Linked DNA regions of Homo sapiens: region 1 is linked to region 2. The links are chromatin loops, found by intact Hi-C in ENCODE. Cell type or tissue: MCF 10A. All regions are shown on one strand. Each heading gives the region's core, and the rest is flanking DNA. Links, peaks and the distances in the headings are about the cores only.

What was found. Peaks named below come from ENCODE experiments on the same cell type or tissue, not always from the same donor. Only the 100,000 strongest peaks of a DNase experiment are listed, where the experiment ranks them.
Region 1: it touches region 2 in a loop (11-fold over the local background); 4 of 110 quality-filtered maps call a loop at or near these places.

The regions. Positions count from the first base shown.
Region 1 is chr20:36,916,899-36,922,270 of GRCh38, reverse strand. It overlaps SAMHD1 (SAM and HD domain containing deoxynucleoside triphosphate triphosphohydrolase 1), which reads left to right. Exons shown (of 16, transcript NM_015474.4): 7 at 2,752-2,907; 8 at 5,222-5,322. Among named protein-coding and RNA genes, the nearest start is that of SAMHD1, 32 kb to the left of the region's middle. In MCF 10A, for the core only: a CTCF peak has its summit at 2,355 (motif pointing right); a DNase peak (open chromatin) is centred at 2,340.
Region 2 is chr20:36,199,994-36,205,365 of GRCh38, reverse strand. All of the region lies in intron 14 of EPB41L1 (erythrocyte membrane protein band 4.1 like 1), which reads right to left. Among named protein-coding and RNA genes, the nearest start is that of AAR2, 34 kb to the left of the region's middle. In MCF 10A, for the core only: a CTCF peak has its summit at 2,346 (motif pointing left); a DNase peak (open chromatin) is centred at 2,345.

The DNA of each region.
Region 1 (5,372 bases), core at 171-5,170, 720 kb before region 2:
CTAATTCAGACTTTCAAATTTTACCAATTGTCCATATAGAAAAAGGGGAAAAAAACTTTTTTTCCCTGGTCCAGAATTACACATTGCATTTAGTTGCCATTTTTCTAGTTTCTTTTGATCTGGAGCAATTCTTCAGTCTTTATCGTTAGTGACTTTGTCATTTTTTTAAAGAGCAACTGAGCTATTTTGTGGAATGTTCCTCAATTTGAGTTTCAGTGTGATGTTTCCTCATGGATTCAAGCTATGCATTTTTGGTAGAATGCCACAAAAGTGATGTGTCCAGATCGGACGCAGTGGCTCACATCTGTAATCCCAGCACTTTGGGAGGCCAAGGTGGGTGGATTACCTGAGGTCAGAAGTTGGAGACCAGCCTGGCCAATATGGCGAAACCCTGTCTCTACTAAAAATATAAAAATTATCTGGGCATGGTGGTGGGCACCTGTAATCCCAGCTACTCGGGAGGCTGAGGCAGGAGAATCACCTGAACCTGGGAGGCGGAGGTTGCAGTGAGCCAAGATCACGCCATTTCACTCCAGCCTGGGCAACAAGAGGGAAAAAAAAAAAAAACAACCACAAAAAATTAGCTGGGTGTGGTGGCACGTGCCTACTTGGGAGGCTGAGGAAGGAGAATTGCTTGAGCCCGGGAGCCCAGGAGGTGACAGAGCTAGACTCTGTCTCCAAAAAAATCAGTGATGCATCCTTCATAGTGTATCATCTCAGGAGGCACATAAATCCTAGTTGAGCCAATACCAATGATATTAATTCTGCTTACTTGATTAAGGCATTGTCTGTCAAATCTCTCCATTATAAAGTTACTATTTTTCCTCTTTGTAATTACGTATATCTTGATTCAATTCGTTTTTTTTTTTTTTTTTTTTGAGACAGAGTCTCGCTGTGTCGCCCAGCCTGTAGTGCAGTGGCGTGATCTCGGCTCACTGCAACCTCCGCCTCCCGAGTTCAAGCGTTTCTCCTGCTTCAGCCTCCTGAGTAGCTGGGACTACAGGTGCATGCCACCACACCCAGCTAATTTTTATATTTTTAGTAGAGATGGGGTGTCACCATGTTGGCCAGTATGATCTTGATCTCCTGACCTCGTGATCTGCCTGCCTCCGCCTCCTAAAGTGCTGGGATTACAGGCGTGAGCTACTGTGCCCGGCCAATTTGTTTGTTGTTGTTGTTGTTTTTTGGAGACAAGGTCTTGCTCTGTTGCCCAGGCTGGAGTACAGGCATGAACATAGCTAACTGCAGCCTCAACCACCTGGGCTCAAGCAATCCTCCCACCTTGGTCTCCCAAGTAGCTGGGACCACAGGCGCATGTCACTATACCCAGCCAATCTTTTTATCTTTTTGTAGAGACAGGGTCTTGCTTTGTTGCCCAGGCTGCTCTCGAACTCCTGGGCTCAAGCAATCCTCCCACCTTTGCCTCTCAAAAAAATGCTAGGATTACAAATGTGAGCCACTGCACCCAGCCTGATTCTGTTTTTGTGGGTTTTTTTTTTTTTCTTTTGAAACAGAGTGTCACTTTGTTGCCCACCCAGGCTGGAGTGCAGGGCGATCTCGGCTCACTGCAACCTCCACCTCCTGGGTTCAAGTGATTGTCCTGCCTCAGTCCCCCAAGTAGCTGGGATTATAGGTGCACCCTACCATGCCTGGCTAATTTTTGTATTTTTTAGTAGACAGGAGGTTTTGCCATGTTGGCCAAACTTGTACTGTTGACCTCAAGTGATCCGCCCACCTCGGCCTCCCAAAACGCTGGGATTACAGGTGTGAGCCACCGCACCCAGGCCTGACAGCCCTGATTCTGTTTTTAAGAATAGTTTCTGGAGCAAGAATTGTTTCTGCGGGGGCGGGGAAAGAATAGTTATAGGGCAAGTTGCTTGTAATCCTGCCACTTTGGGAGGCTGAGACAGGAGGATTATTTGAGCCTAGGAGTTCAAGACCAACCTGGTCAACAAATCAAGACCCTGCCTCTACAAAAAAATCTAAAAATTAGCTGGGTAGGGTGGTGTGCACCTGTGGTTTCAGCTACTCGGGAGGCTGAAGTGGGAGGATCACTTGAGCCCAGGAGTTCAAGACTACAGTGACCCCATGATCACATCACTGGACTCTAGCCAGGGCAACAGAGCAATTCCCTGTCTCTTTTTTTAAAAAAATATAGTTATAGGATAATTCAGGTTTTGTTTTTCATCTTGAGTTAGTTTTTGGTAGGATCTAGGAAAGGGCAGATGTCTTCAGGAGTTCATTTGATCCTTTACATTGATTGTGAATGAGTGAGCAGAGAGAGATGAGCAAACAGGCCAATTGGAGATTTCAAGGGAGATCTTTGTTTTTACTGGCAAGTTTGCAGTTACCCCTTTTCACCACTAGATGGTAGTGCCTAACAGAGCTTATAACTGCACGTGTTCAAAGGCTGATGAAAAAATAAAATTCAATTTTATGATGATATTTATTAAAATGTAATTCTGTCTACATGATCTTATAATATTCATTTAGGAACTGTAAATGATTATATCATTAAATGCATTAAATATGTTTATGAAATAAGTTTTGTAAAAGGTTTGTAGACTACTAGTAAAATGAAAAATCTGACAGGTTTTTAAAAATGTTCCTAAGATTGTGGTTAGAAACTAGAGAATTAATATGCAATAGACCTTTATCTCAGAATTACTTGGAATTGAGGATAATTTTGTTAGTCAGGGCTCCCAATGGGCTAGAATCTTTAACACATCATATTGTGCTTACTTTTCCTAGCATGAACAAGGCTCAGTTATGATGTTTGAGCACCTTATTAATTCTAATGGAATTAAGCCTGTCATGGAACAATATGGTCTCATCCCTGAAGAAGATATTTGCTTTATAAAGGAACAAATTGTAGGACCACTTGAATCACCTGTCGAAGATTCATTGGTAAGTTTATGTACAGCTTAATTTTAACTGACTGGTGCTTTTCATCTAGCCTTTTCATGATTCCTTCTGAGTTATACATTTGGCTATTTTAGAGGCTAAATGATAAAATATGAGTTCTATGTTTCTACTGTTTAATGCAAAAAATAAAAGGCTTATATTTTTTTCTACCTCTCAACTGAATTAGTTAGAAGTTACTTCCCAAAAATATATATACAGAAATTCTTTTTAGAGACAGGGTCTTACTCTGTCACACAGGCTGGAGTGCAGTGGCACAATCTCAGCTCACTGCAACTTCCACCTCCCAGGCTCAAGCGATCCTCCTACCTCAGCCTCCTGAGTAGCTGGGACCACAAACGTGCACTACCATGCCCAGCTAATTTTTGTATTTTTTGTAGAGATGGGGTTTTGTCACGTTGCCCAGGTTAGTCTTGAAATCCTGAGCTCAAGTGATCTGCCCAGCTCTGCCTCTGAAAGTGCTGGGATTACAGGTGTGAGCCACTGTGCTTGGCATAAATTCTTTTCTTTTCTTTCTTTCTTTCTTTTTTTTTTTTTTTTTTTTTTTGAGATAGAGTCTTACTGTGTTGGCCAGGCTGGAGTACAGTGGCATGATCTCAGCGCAGTGCAACCTCTGTCTCCCAGGCTCAAGCAATTCTTCTGCTTCAGCCTCCTGAGTAGCTGGGATTACAGGTGTGTGCCACCACGCCCGGCAAATCTTTGTATTTTTAGTAGAGACGGGGTTTCACCATGTTGCCCAGGCTGGTCTCAAACTCCTGACCTCAGGTGATCCACCCGCCTCAGCCTCCCAAAGTGGTGGGATTACAAGCGTGAGCCGCCACCGCGCCCGGCCATAAATTCTTTTTTAGTGAATATATATGCAGTATTTTATTCATTAAAAAAAATTTTTTTTTTTGGAGATGTGGTCTCACTATGTTGCCTAAGCTGGTTTCGAACTCCTGGGCTCAAGTGATTCTCCCACTTTGGCCTCCCAAAATACTGGGATTGCAGGCGTGAGCCACCATACCTGGCCTGCAGTATTTTATATAGAAGCCTAAAGTAACTTTGTTTGGAATGTAAATGTGTATGTTTTATTTAACCATTAAAATGAACATATTTGGCCAGGCTCAGTGACTCATGCCTGTAATCCCAGCACTTTGGGAGGCCATGATGGGAGGATCACTTGAGCCCAGGAGTTTGAGATCAGCCTGGGTAATACTGAAACCCTGTCTCATGCCTGTAGTCTCAGATGCTTGGGAGGCTGAGGCAGGCTGCAGTGATCTGTGATTGTGCAACTGCACTCCAGCCTGGGCAACAGAGCTAGATCCTGTCTACAAATTTAAAAAAAAATCATATTTGAAATATTTATAGGAAGATCTACAAAAAAGTTGAACCAGTTCAATGGAAAATCTGTTTTGTTTCCTTTTTGATCTTTTGTATTTTTTTAATTAAAAATAAAGTTGGGAAATAATTTCCCCCTGAGATTTTTAGGGCTGTTTCCTCAAATATATACAAGTGTACTTACAGTATAAGATAAACAGATGAGTTTTGTAGCAAATATCCTATTTCCAAAAAAGTGGAGCTCAAAGAATACATTCAACAATGCATATTATTTAGACTAGGTATGTAGCTACTTTGAAAGATAGTACTGTTTTAATGCATGAATTCAAGCATTGTTAGTTTATTATTAGATTTTATATTATTTATTTATTTATTTTTGAGACGGTGTCTTGCTCTGTTGCCCAGGCTAGAGGGCAGTGGCACAACCTCAGGTCACTGCAACCTCCGCCTCCTGAGTTCAGGCGATTCTCCTGCCTCAGCCTCCTGAGTAGCTGGGAGTACAGGCACTTGCTACCATGCCCAACTAATTTTGTGTTTTTAGTAGAGACAGGGTTTCACCATCTTGGCCAAGCTGGTTTCAAACTCCAGACCTCGTGATCCGCCCTCCTCGGCCTCCCAAAGTGATGAGATTACAGGCGTGAGCCACCATGCCTGGCCTAGATTTTATATTTTTCAAAAACTTATAAACCAAGAAAACACAAAAGTTGTTGGTTTTGGGAAATGTAATAGAGTTCAGATCTTTTCAGTGGCACAAGAAAATGTGGTAACAATAGGGTATCATATACCTTAGCATTTCTTTTCCCTTTCTACTAGTTTTGAAATGAAGTGGAAGAAAGAAAGAATAGAACCTTCTAGTTTATCTCATATTCCCAGTCAGGTATCTGTTTATATTTTACAGATTAATAAAATTGCTTTGCTTTGTTTATAAATAGATTTGGTGCCTATCCTAAAACTTCCAGTGGGTTTTCTTGCCTTCCAGTGGCCATATAAAGGGCGTCCTGAAAACAAAAGCTTCCTTTATGAGATAGTATCTAATAAAAGAAATGGCATTGATGTGGACAAATGGGATTATTTTGCCAGGTATGCACTGAACACTTCTGAAAAGTTGGCTAAAATATTTATATAAATTT
Region 2 (5,372 bases), core at 84-5,083:
GACTTGCCCAAGGTCACTGTTAGTAGAAGACAGAGTCAGGAAAAGAAAGCCTGATTTTTGAGGCCGGAGATCTTTGCTAACTTATTTCACAACCATGGAATATGGGTGCCAACTGTGACCTAATGGCAAATTGAAGGGATGCATTAAGTTCCACAGGCCACAGCCTGAAATCGAACCTTTCTACAAGGGCTTCTGGGAAGAAAGCATAGTAGTCATGGAGATACCACATGACCACGTTAGTGCCAGGCACCACAATGGCTTAAACAGCTTGAACACTGTGGTGTTCAATCTAAAAGAAACAAATACCAGGGCCCATTCTAATTCTAACAAAACCCATAGAAAGAGCAGAAAAGAACTCAATAGAATGCATCAAGGAAGGGAGAGAGGTAAAGATCTAAGCATCATCGTGCATCAAAGGCACCAGAGGCCAAGCGCGGTGGCTCACGCCTGTAATCCCAGCACTTTGGGAGGCTGAGGCTGGCAGATCATGAGGTCAAGAGATCAAGACCATCCTGGCCAACATGGTGAAACCCCATCCCTACTAAAAATACAAAAAATTAGCCAGACATGGTGGCATGCACCTGTAATCCCAGCTACTTGGGAGGCTGAGGCAGGAGAATTGCTTTAATCTGGGAGGCGGAGGTTGCAGTGAGCCGAGACTGTGCCACTGCACTCCAGCCTGGTGACAGAGCGAGACTCCGTCTAAAAAAAAGAAAGGCCAGGCGCGGTGGCTCACACCTGTAATCCCAGCACTTTGGGAGGCTGAGGCAGGAGAATTGCTTGGACCTGCGGGGCAGAGGTTGCGGTGAGCCGAGATCGCACCAATGCACTCTATCTAGCCTGGGCAACAAGAGCAAAACTCCATCTCAAAAAAAAAAAAAAAAAAAAAAAAAAGCACCAGATCGCAGCACTGTTAGGCCATCTCCCAACAGCCTCTACCTCCCCCAAGAGTTCTTCAAACAATGCCTGGGAGGGATGATGGACTTCTAGGGTGGTTAGAAAAGCAGGAAGGTCACTGGGTTTTTCATCTTGTGGCCACAGGATACTTCCCACAAAATTTTAATGCAAGTCGGCTATGTGACAGAAATACAGAGCTGCCCTGGTAAAGTTGGGGGTGTGGGCGGCCTTAATGCCCTGAGGTACCTCCCTCCTCACTGCCCCAACTAGAGCCCCTCGTGATACAGATATGGAAACTCAGACCTGGAGAAGCATCTTGCCCAAGGCCATACAGGGAGCAAGTGGAAAGGCAGGCCTTGAACTCAGTCTCTGACGCCAAGTTCTGTGAAGTGTGTCCTCTCCACCCTACCATGACCACCTCCACAGGGAGACATGCCCAGAACTTCTCCTGGCAGCAGGAGGGGGAAGGTTTATATGACCTTGGGCTCCTTTTCAGGTTATGACTTGGTGAGGAGTCTGTTAATCCCACCCCACAGGGAGGAGGAGTCTGTCAGATCCCATAAGATCTGAAACATTTTGAAGGCTCAAGAGAGCATCATAAACCCTCTGTCCCCACTGTGTTTTGAGAAAATCTCTCTGTCAGGGAATCAGAACCCATTAAAATAATCTTGTTCATGGGAAAGCGAGATAAAAGGAAGGGGGGAAGGTCTAGGTAAAGTCTGGGGTGGGTTTCTGAGCTTTTACTTCAGGTCATTAAGGCTTCAGGACCACAGCTCCTGAACCATCCCAAAGGGACGTGCTTTGAGAGCCTACGGAAGCTAGGTCCTTTTGCTCATTTCCTTGAGAAGCAGGTTCCTTCAGCTGCCTCCATTCCAGCTGTACTGACATCCGCCTGGCAATGATGGCCAAAGCCAGTCAATATGCCTCCTTCTGGAACATTCCTGCCCCAATTCTAACTAGCAACTAGGCTAGATAAGCAAGAGTGAGTGGCGCAGGTGCTGGCAGAGAATGAAAAGTAGACTCTGCAGGAAGAAAGGGGAAACGTATAGTGATTGTTAGTTGCTATGTGCCAGGCAATGCCAGCCCTTTGTCTGAGTTATTAAATTTAATCCAAATGGCAACTTGTGAAGCAGATATCGTTATCCTTATTTCAGAAGGCGAAACGGTATCCCAGAGGGGAGAGGCCATGCGCAAGATCACAGGCTGAGCAGCGGGGGACAAAGTAAAATGTAGGATCCTGAAGAGGAAAAGAAAACTGAACAAAAAAGAAAAAAACTTCCACGGTGCGAAGGCACGGGTAGAGCCACACACCTGGCCCGAGGGGTTGGCGTGAAAGTCGTTCTAACCCGAATCACAAGATGGGATAATCTTAGGGTAGCCCCAGGTAGCCGCAGCCCCGCAGCCATTCTTTCTGGAGCCAGGGGACCGTCGGTGCCTTGCTCAGAGCGCCCCCTGCCGTCAGGTAGGGGCACTGCAGCAAAGGAAGCTGGCAACAGGGGTGGGGAGAAACAGAGCCAGTTGGGCTCACAGCTGTCTGCACCCAAGGCACAGACAGGAAACTCTCCAGCCTGGCTGTTCTCCTGACTCCAGGCTGTTCAGGCCCCTCCTGGAGCTCTGGGTCACATTTTGGGGCCTGCCTTTTTTTTTTTTTTTTTTTTGAGACGGAGTTTTGCTCTGTCTTCCAGGCTGGAGTGCAGAGGCGTGATCTTGCCTCACTGACAGCCGCCTCCCGAGTTCAAGCGATTCTCCTGCCTCAGCCTCCCCAGTAGCTAGGATTACAGGCACGCGCCACCACGCCCAGCTTATTATTATTATTATTATTATTATTTGTATTTTTAGTAGAGACAGGGTTTCACCATTTTGGCCAGGCTGGTCTCGAACTCCTGACCTCAGGTGATCCACCCAACTCAGTCTCCCAAAGTGCTGGAATTACAGGCGTGAGCCACCATGCCCAGCCAGGCCTGCCCTTTATACGAGGAGGGGGTCCAGGGTAAGGGGCCCTCCAGAAACCATTTCCTGGGAGAAAGTGGGAAGAGAGTGAAGTGTTCTAGGGAAGGGGAGGTGTTCAAGTCTCCGAAGGGCTGGCCTGGAGGAGGATGCAGAGCGGTAGCGGGCACCAGCGGGCAGAATGAGACCTACAGGCTGCTAATTTGAAAAGGCAGATTTCAATTCAACACGAAAACTTCCCAATAGTTAATGGGCTGCCGCCAAGGACAGCAAAAGTGCCTGCTGTGGAAGAGCTGGATGGACATTTGCAGGAGAATGATGCGGGGGCGGGGTGCAGGTTGTGGGCTCTGCTCCCCAAATGGGCACCTGTCCTTGGTCACAGGAGCATCTCTGTGTCCAGGGCATCTCTCTAGCCCTGTCCTTGGTATGCTGTTGACTCTTGTCCGATTTCCCTCAAGAGAGTGTGCGGATAGTTTTGTTCTTTAGATTGAGGAAAAATTCATAGAGTAGAAGTATGACTTATGTTTTATCACTTATGTAGCTCATTTATGTCTTTCTTAAAGTTCCAGCACGTTTGCAGCAGCTAAAGAAGTTTTCTCTGAGAATGGAGAAAGGTACAGGCCCTCAGAGGAGAGCATACATCAACAGGGGAGCGGCAGATATTGGGGAAGAAAGTTCTGCCCAGATGATCGCTCAGTAGCTTCCAACCCTGATAGTCCATAAAATCCCATCAGAGGAGGGAGCACAGCCTCCTGCCTGGGCCTGGATTCTATGCCCAGCATCCATGAAGGGCCACAGGAAGTTCAAAGAGCCCTCCACTTGCTGCCGCCCTGGGCATAGAAGCAATGGCCTCCTCATTTCAAACACTTGCCTGACCAATCTCTCTACAACCCTAAGGATACTCCTTAGAGAAAGATGTCCACTTTTGCCTGCCTCCTTGATGGGCCCAAGCTCCAGGGGAGTTCAGAGAAGACGCAGGCCGGAGATGCCTGGAATGTCGTGCCCTAACTAACCACTGCTAGACCATTCAGGCTTCTGAACAGAGAAAAGACCTTAAGGCAGAAGGCATTTGGGTGCCATGACCCCTGACCCTAAGCATAGAAGTCAGAGCCTGCTTCTAGCATGACCCCTGACCCTAAGCATGGAAGTCAGAGCCTGCCTCTAGCATGACCCCTGACCCTAAGCATAGAAGTCAGGGCCTGCCTCTAGAGTCACCTGCCTCACCAGGACCTGAAAGAGGGAGATCATTCCTGCCTCTCCTTCGAGGCCAAAGGCAATGCAGGCTGTTCTGTCTTCCCAGAATGGTTGCAGTCCTGTCCCTCCTGAGAAACAATGGATGAGGGAGGGGCTGGCCCTTTATGGATCTCTGGGATGGGGACATTTCCTTATCACAGCATGGAGACAGCATGGGTTACCCATTGCTTCCAACTGCTTGGCAGAATCTGGTACATTCCCCTCACCCCAGAGAAAGGGTTTTCTTAAGACCACAGAGGGTGGTTCTGGGTGGGCAGGAGGAAGGGGCACAGGAAGGTGAAGACAGTAACCTCAGGAGATGCTGCGAGGCTTTTCTGAGTGAACACTTCCAAGCCTGCGGCTGCTCCAGGCTCAGGTACCAAGTCCCGCTGAGAGATGTCCTGGGTCCTCTGGGACTGCAGGGGAGGCCCAGAGCCAGAGGAAAGGGAAAGAGGGAGGAAGGGAAGGAGAGACAGAGACAGGAAGAGAGGGAAAGAGAAAAAGTAGGAGAGAGAGACACACACACAAAGTCCATAAATAGCCCAGCTTTTTAAGTCCCATATCTGTAGGATTTGTGGATTAGGTCAGGGAGTAGCCACTCTGTGGGGTGAGCTCGGGAGGGACTGCCCTTCTGAGCCACTTAAGGGAGGGAGGCCCACAGTCAGCCCCAGTGCCCTTCCCCCATGGCCTGCCCACTCTCATTCAGAGATGTTGGAGCCATATCATTTAGACTCTGGCTCCAGATGTCTCTGGCTTAGGCTATGGTTCAACCCTGCAGTTTGGATTACAGCCCCCTTTAAACACTGAAACTTGGGTTTGGCAAATGGGAACAGTTAGAGTTCCCTCTGTTTTCCCCTTGGCCCAGATGAGGCCCAACAATATACGAGGAGGCTGCTAGGAATTCTGGATGACACAGGCATCTTCAGGATGCCCCCCACAAAACTGATTTTGGGATCAGGGATTCTAGTCACCAACAGCAACAGCCCCATGACTGCCCAGCACCTTCCAGTTGAGAAAGTGCTTTTATATTAATTATTTCACTCTACTTTCCCAACTACCCTATGGAATGACCATTTTGGTCCTCCTGTAGGTGGACTAGGCAATGCGGCTCAAAAAGGGGAAGTTACCCAAGGAGCCAGTCAATCCTTGTCTATGGCACCTCCCCATCTCCCAAATCTTCAAAGGCCCCTAAATGCCAAGGGGGCCTGTAAGCCAGTTCTGAATGGTCCATAGCTCCAGGGTGAGCTCCTGGACCATAGTTCTTTCCAGCAGTGGACTATACTTCTTGCGGCTGA